Regions from separate parts of the Homo sapiens genome. Here region 1 is linked to region 2. A link is a contact called in ENCODE Hi-C data. All regions are on one chromosome and are shown on one strand. The core of a region is the stretch at or near the end of the contact, and the rest is flanking DNA. Distances in the headings are between cores, read along the strand shown.

Region 1 (3,634 bases), core at 876-3,375, 3.6 Mb after region 2:
TTAAAAAATAAAATAAAATTTAATCATCAGCAAAGTTCAATTTGTTTCCACTGAATACACAAACACTCAAATGTTAACATATGTGAGCACAACTACGTTAACTTCAATTCTTTCATAAACAGGATTATTCCTCTTCCTGGTAATTAAATGCATTATGTTTGTCCTTAGGACTGCAAAATGTAACTTCACACTCACACAAGCCCAGCCCCAGCACTGTAAGGTTACACGGTTACTGTTAGTCAACCGACTCACAACCTTACCCTTTATAAACAAAACAAAGAAAGGCGTCAATAAACAACAGTACTTTTTGTTTCAAGTTCTCAACACTCAGTGATCGAGGCTCAATACTATGTTTCCTTAGCTTTATGTCTAATATGGAATCTACTATTAATAAATATCTGGCATTAAAAAGCCCTGGAATATTCATTGTAAGTACCAATACAGGGTCAGCCTACGTTTCTGAAAATCCCAAAATATCTTTATATTTCTGTTGCCATCCGTATTCAGACATTTCAAAAACCTCACAGCAAATTCTAACATACTTTTTCTTGAAGAGATGTGCATCCCTGTTCTTGAAAAATATCAAGTTCGTCCCTACTGCAATGACGATCTCGTCTGTGTCATAAAGCAAGATTCCCGTTTCCCTACCTATTCTCTCGTAGGGACACCCGTCCTCAGCTCTGCCCACTGTCCCTGACGTTTTCAGAAACGTTAAAATACTAGTGTTCGGAGGCTTCTAGCGAAGAGGGAGATGTTTTGTCCCCTCAAGCTACCATGATACATTTCCCTACTTCTCCACTATCTTCAATGCTTTAGAAAACACGACCAAATGAGAGAACCCATATTAAAAGCAGTACTTCCTAAAAGGGGGAAACCAGAAGCTCCAACTTCTCCAAATCGCTCAGCACAGTGGCTTTTCGACAGTCCCCAGCAAATCTTCGCCCCACGCCTGCCGTCTTTCCGATTAAATAAGATTGGAAACCACAATTAAATCAGTGTCATAACTTATCCGTCACTTACCATATCCGCCGGGACATTACTGGACATCTTGCCGTTTGATATACACCCAGATGTTTACGAAAAAAACAAACAAAGAAAAAAGAGCAGAAGTCTTCACGTTACAGAAATAAACCACGATTTTGACTGGTTCGTGATGTGCTTTCTCCCCCAAAAATAAAGTTATTTTGGAGCCAAAGTGCCGGTCAGGCCGAGGTTCTGGTTCGAAGAGGAACAATCCCCAGGAGCTGTGTGGCCGGAGCAGGAGGAAACTCCCGGGACAGCAGAGGCAGCCCCCGTCGTCGTCGTCGTCGTCAACAGCAGCAGCAGCCCCAGGACCGGCCGCGCCAGGTGGACCGAGCCGAGTGACACACGGACATGGAGAGGGGTGGGAGGGGGTTAAATGCGCCTTCCTCCTTTCCCAGCCCCGGCAATGATTCACACTTGCTCCCGAGTCAAGTCCTCATTAAGCAGGAGAAAAATGCCCCAGCGTGGATGTACACAGATAACTATGTAGCTACACATCGACGCGTGAGCCTTGAGTGGCGGCCGAGCGGTGGCCGGACGCTGGCCGCGGACCCTGCAGAGCCGCTGTCGGAGCGCCCGCGCGGACAGCGCGGGGAAACGGCTCAACTCGCGCCGCGGGGGCGAAGAGCCGGGCCGCGGAAACCCGCGCTCAAGGGCATTTAACTAGTTGGAAGCCAAAGCGAAAGACCGGAGCGGGGGACCGACAGCGCGGGGGTGCTCGGGGCCGGCCGGGACACTCCACAGCCCCTCTGGGCTCAGGCCGCGGGCGCCTCCGGACAGCAGCTGGGGTCGGGGCGCATCGTCTCCGGCTCCTCGCCACTCCTCTTCTGCCTCCGCCTTCCCCGCCGCCGCCTCCCCGGTCTCCGCCTTCCCTTCCCCTCCCCTCCCCGGCCTCGCGAGCTCCGGGCGACGCCGACTTCGGCTGGTCCCCGGAAGAGGCCGGGTCCTCCTTCTCCTCAGCCCGGGAATGGTTTCCTCTCAGAGCTTTGTTTCTCCTCCTCCTCCTTCACTTTTCAGTCCCACACGCCGCGGCCGCCTCCTGTCATCGCCTCTCAAACCAACATGGCGGCAGCGGCGGCGGCGGCGGCTGCCTGAGTGCGACTAAGGGAAACGGGGAGAGCACGGGCCCCCCCTCGCAGCAGCCGCCGCCCCCGTCCTCGTCCTCCCTCCGCGGACACCAAGTGCGTCACCACGGAGACCATTCCCTCGAGCATCACGGGAAGTGTAGTCTACGAGGGTGGGGGGGGGAGGGAGCCGCCGAACGCCTCCTCACCCAGCTCCGAAGCCACGCCCCCCATAGCAACAGTTGCGAGGAAAGGAAAGCTCCCTTTCCCTTGCTTTGGACAAGCTGCTGCCCAGGAGTTAAGTGATACCTGCTACCAGGAGTGCTGTGATCATGAGAATTGTTGGGAGAAAATAATTCTGCATAGAGAAATTCCCTTATGCACGATATGCACACAGAGCTAAAATATGCTGTACCTCCAAGCAGAATCATTCATTTTAATTACAGCACATTCTCCACATCCTGCAATCTCAATGCATTTTGTAGAGTGATTTCATCTAGGTCTCCTCAACATTACATTTTGAAGAACAAAAGCAATCATTGATTTCCAATAAGGTCACATAAGTTCAACAGGAACAAGGATCTCATTAAGCAGTGAGAATATTTGAACATGTGTTTCCTTGAAGACCCAGGGCAATAAAGCTACAATCTACTTAACTGAAATTACCAAAACTGTATTACATACAACAGTGTTATTATATCAAATCTGTATCAGGAAATAGCTACTACAAACTTCATGGGGATTCACCAGTTTACCCATCTGGACCCTAAATTCTATTCTATGTAACTCATAATGTAATTGAAAACCTATATGCCTTGCAGTGATTAGCAAATAGGAGAAAATAATGCCATTGTTGAGACACCATTCAGATGGACATTTGTGATTTCTGCATTTTGTTCCTAAATCTGAGGTCAACATCTGAATCCCTATTCATATCTCTTAGTCCTTTGACAGAGTACTTTAGAAAGGGCAGTCTCAATATGATGCCTATATATAAATGCCAATGAATTTAGAGTCTGAAAGCCACCTCTCCAACCTACAGCTGTGTGACCTCATCTGTAAAATGGTCTTGCCTACCTTCCGGGGTAAAGTAGGGGTAGTTATGAGGATGAGTTCATGCATGGGAAATAAATCACTTTGTAAATAATAATGCATCATTTGATATGAAATGTCACTACTCATTCTCTCATTCAGCAAACAAATGTGCCAGGCACTCTGCTAGGCACTAGGAGTTTAAAAATGAGTCACTGTAGCGAACAGCAGCATCATGTGGCAGAAATGCCAAGGTCTTGGGTTGGCAATGGGGGTTATTACATCCTTGTCTATAGGGCTGTTGAAAAGAGGCAGAATCCAGTCACTGTCCTCAGGGAGCTCATTGTCTAGAAGCCTACGTGATTCCCCACAGCAATCTCTCCAGTTGGGTTTCTCATCAGTTGGAAACCCACAGGACATTTAGAGTACCTGCCTCTTGAGTAGCCTGGGTGGAGAAATTCCAAACACTCCTAAGGGCCTATATCACCCTGAGGAAGATAGATCAAATTCTCCGA
Region 2 (3,603 bases), core at 415-2,914:
CTCAAGATCCATGAGTAAATATGTGCACAAAAGACACATCCCTCAAAAAATACAAAATACATTGTCTAAGGAAGAATCTTTTAAATCCATATTCAGAAAATGATGTAATTCTTTAAGGATGCAAATGAGCAGTTCTGCTAGAGAGTTACCCAATTTTCATCACTGAATGGAAACAAATAATATGCCATTAATGAAAGCCTACATTTGTTTTGTGCTTTGCACTTTGCAAAGAAAAAATTCTAGGCTCCAAGAACACATTAGTAAATGACAATGCAGGATTCAAACCCAGTATAGTAAAATACTCAATACTTATATAGTATGCTAGGTAAAAACAATTTAATTTTACACAGTGGTGAAGTCACTAATTTTCTCCAAGGAAAATTATATAAGAGAAAGCCCTTTGGAGGCTTTTTCACAAGATGATATCATCATCATCATCATTGGTATATGGATCTTTTTGAGATAAACATGTTTATTCATTCATTAATTTAACAAGTGTTTACTGTGCATCATTATCAAGGCATGACACTAGGTTTTACAGAAGATGCAAATATGACTTCCTATAACAACTTAGGATCTAGCAAGGTAGAGGAAATAAAAGATGAAAGGAATTTGATAAATATCACAGGAAAGGTGGGAAAAAAAGTGTTAAAAAGTTCACATTAAAACTGCAAAGTTCATATTCCCTTTGGGAAGTGGGGAGCTTTAGTGGAAATGGTAACAATTGGAAAACCAAAAATTAAAAATAGACAAGGGGGGTAAGATAAAATGATAGATTAGTATCAAGATACCAGGACTCCTGAAGCAGGACATATTGCTACCTTAAGATTATTAACAAACTAGTTCCCATGGATTTAGATCCTTTCTGTAATCATAGCTAGAAACTGGTGTTCTTATAGGTAGTATCGCAGAAGGCTGTACTGTACTCAATACTTCCTGTATATGGATAGGAAAGGTTTGGATGGTCATCTGTCACAAGAGTAACAATGTTTAGGAGTAGCTTGGACACTGGTCATTGATTCACTTTTATTGGTGCTTGTAATGTCAGTATGTTGACATCATTGTGCAGCCCTTATCAGATTGTGAACACCAAGAGTACCCCAACTGCTGGCCCGCGAGCTGTTTACAAATATCATACCGGCTTTTATCGATGATAGTGGCCTTTAAAATCTGGAGTTCAGAGTGGCACAAAATGTGTTTCTAATGCAAACGACTCTCCTTCCCACGTGCACCTCTTTGATCAAGTTTGTGGCTGAAATCAGACTCTAGTTAGATCGCTGTAAAAATAAAAATAAATTTTCCCCAAATGATTGAAACGAATTTCACCCTAGACTACGAGTCCCATCATGCAACGCTCCCATATTCCCACCGTGTGGGGCGGAGTCGTAGAAGGGGCGGCAGCGGCGGCGGCCTGTGCATTCTGGGTATTGTAGTCTGGGGCCCGGCCACCGCTGGGGCTGGTTCCACGTGGTGCATTTGGCGGCAGCTTTGGGCAGTGGCTCCCCTGCTCCCTCCACACGGTCCTCAGGGTGCCAGCGCCAGCAGGGGCGGCCAGCCACCGCGGGAGCGGGCTAGAGTGTGGCCCGGAGGCAGCCCGAGGCTTCGCGACGTTTTTGCGACAGCCGCGGCCGTGTTCCGCGAGTGCCCTCCCTCCTCCTCTCTTTGAGGAGGTACCGGCTGTTGTGCGGCTCTGCCCTTCTGTTTGAGTGTATGGGAGAGTGAGTGAGTGAGTGAGTGTGAGCGTGTGTGTGAGAGCGTGAGGCGTGAGTGCGCGTGTGAGAGGACGAGAGCCCGCCTGGCCGCCCCGCCGCTCCCGCCGCAGCAGGAGCAGAACGCGCGGCCGGAGAGAGCGGCGGAGCCGGCGCCCAGGGAGCCCGCGGGGACAAGGGCAGAGACACCGCTCCCCACCCCCAGCCCTCGTCCCTCGGCTCTCCTTCGCCGGGGGATCCTCCCCGTTCCTCCACCCCCGGCCGGCCTCTGCCCCGCCGTCCCCCTGGATGTCCCTGGCGCTTTCGCGGGGCCTCCTCCTGCTCTTGCCGCATCAGTCGGGCTGGTGCTGCGGCCGGCGGGCGTAGAGCGGGCGGGTTCCCGGGGGCTGCGGCTGCCCGTGCTTCCCCGGTCCCCACCCCTGCCCCCCGGCCCCCCGACCCAGCTCTCCGGCCTCAGAGGCTGTGACAATGGACTATGACTTTAAAGTGAAGCTGAGCAGCGAGCGGGAGCGGGTCGAGGACCTGTTTGAATACGAGGGCTGCAAAGTTGGCCGAGGCACTTATGGTCACGTCTACAAAGCCAAGAGGAAAGATGGGTGAGTGTGTGTGTCTGGGCCGGTGTCCGCGCTGGGCGGCGCTCCCGCAGGCCGAGGCAGGTAGCCCGGAGGGAGAGCGGGCCGCCGGGGTGCCGGGCTCTGACTTCCTCGACGCCGGCCTCTGGCTCCGCCAGCCAGGTTTGGGGAGGAAGTGGTGTACGAGGGATCCAAACCCACGAGAAATCCTGCGTGCCGCGTCTGTGTTCTGCTCTGGTGGTAAGAGGCAAGATGAGCCTCTGCACCGTGGGCTGTATACTTTTCAAGGATTTCAAAGCTGATTCATGAAAAAATTCGTTCTAAAACGCCGGGTTAAATGTTTTTTGTTTTTTTTTTTCCTTGGTCGATTTATTATGGTAACCTTCTGGGGATTTCCTCACCCGCCTCTGGAGTGTCATCCATCGGTCTAGAAGGAAGGCTGTGATCCTTTCCCCCACCAGTTTGTGATCGATTTTTTATCAAATTTGTATTTTATTTGAGGAAAGGAAGGCAGCGAGTGAATGTGGTTCTGGAGAGAGTTCCCCATAGTGATCATCTGCAACATAAATGTTGCAATTGCTATTTAGATATTATTAGCTGTGAATTTTTACATAGAACAATGGGGGTTTGGTGCAGGGTGGGTGGTGGGGAAGAAGGCAAGTGACATAGGGACTATCTCGTTCAGGCGGTTTCCCCCAAATTTAGCGGCTGGCAGTGAACTTTAAATAATCCCTTTGCTTTAAATATTCTTCCCTAGTAACAACTTAATTAAACCTATGACTGGTAATGCTTCCAATTTAGTTTCTTAACAGGCAAGTGAATTGTTCATTTTTTCTCTTTGTCAGTAGATGAATGTCTTGTAATATTGACAAAAGAGAAGGCAATTCTTAGTTGGGGGGAAAATATATTTTATTAACTCCATGTTTTCTTGTAAAATGGATGTTGTCTCTGTTGCCTTTGACAGAATAGAAAATTATTGAAAAGTCAAAGCTTATTATATAATCCTTGGATTTTATTAGAAACGAAGTAGCTTTACTTGAGCATCCCAGTTTAGTCACCTGCTGTATGATGTTTAATCACTTAAAATTTCCAATTAGGTAGGAGAGTATGTTCAGACTACATTAGCACGAAAAAAAAATTCATAAAGCTGAAGTTCCCTACTGTGGGGTAGGGGGGCGCATATTTACAAATACTTTAGTATTCTGGATGTTGGAAAGGAAAGTGTATATTTATTGGACATTTTTCTTAGATTTACTGAAATGTCTTTCTAAAAGTATTTACAATGGACTCTACGAGGAAGATAGGAGTTCTAATTAATTTAG

The links. A loop is a pair of places that touch in the nucleus more often than their neighbours do. Pooled maps may share reads with other maps.
Region 1: a loop to region 2 is called in a map of B cell, with 19 times the contacts of the local background. The contact joins the promoter of UBL3 here to the promoter of CDK8 in region 2. A Hi-C loop is called at or near these places in 4 of 168 maps with a recorded cell type or tissue (B cell, CD8-positive, alpha-beta T cell and naive thymus-derived CD4-positive, alpha-beta T cell) and 10 of 50 pooled maps.

Annotation. Positions count from the first base shown.
Region 1 is chr13:29,848,492-29,852,125 of GRCh38, forward strand. UBL3 (ubiquitin like 3) reads right to left here and starts at 2,126. Exons shown (of 5, transcript NM_007106.4): 1 at 1,021-2,126. The coding sequence starts at 1,047. RefSeq lists enhancers at 692-761, 1,232-1,301, 1,972-2,041 and silencers at 1,602-1,901, 2,172-2,281.
Region 2 is chr13:26,252,465-26,256,067 of GRCh38, forward strand. CDK8 (cyclin dependent kinase 8) reads left to right here and starts at 1,665. Exons shown (of 13, transcript NM_001260.3): 1 at 1,665-2,305. The coding sequence starts at 2,178. RefSeq lists a silencer at 1,670-2,269.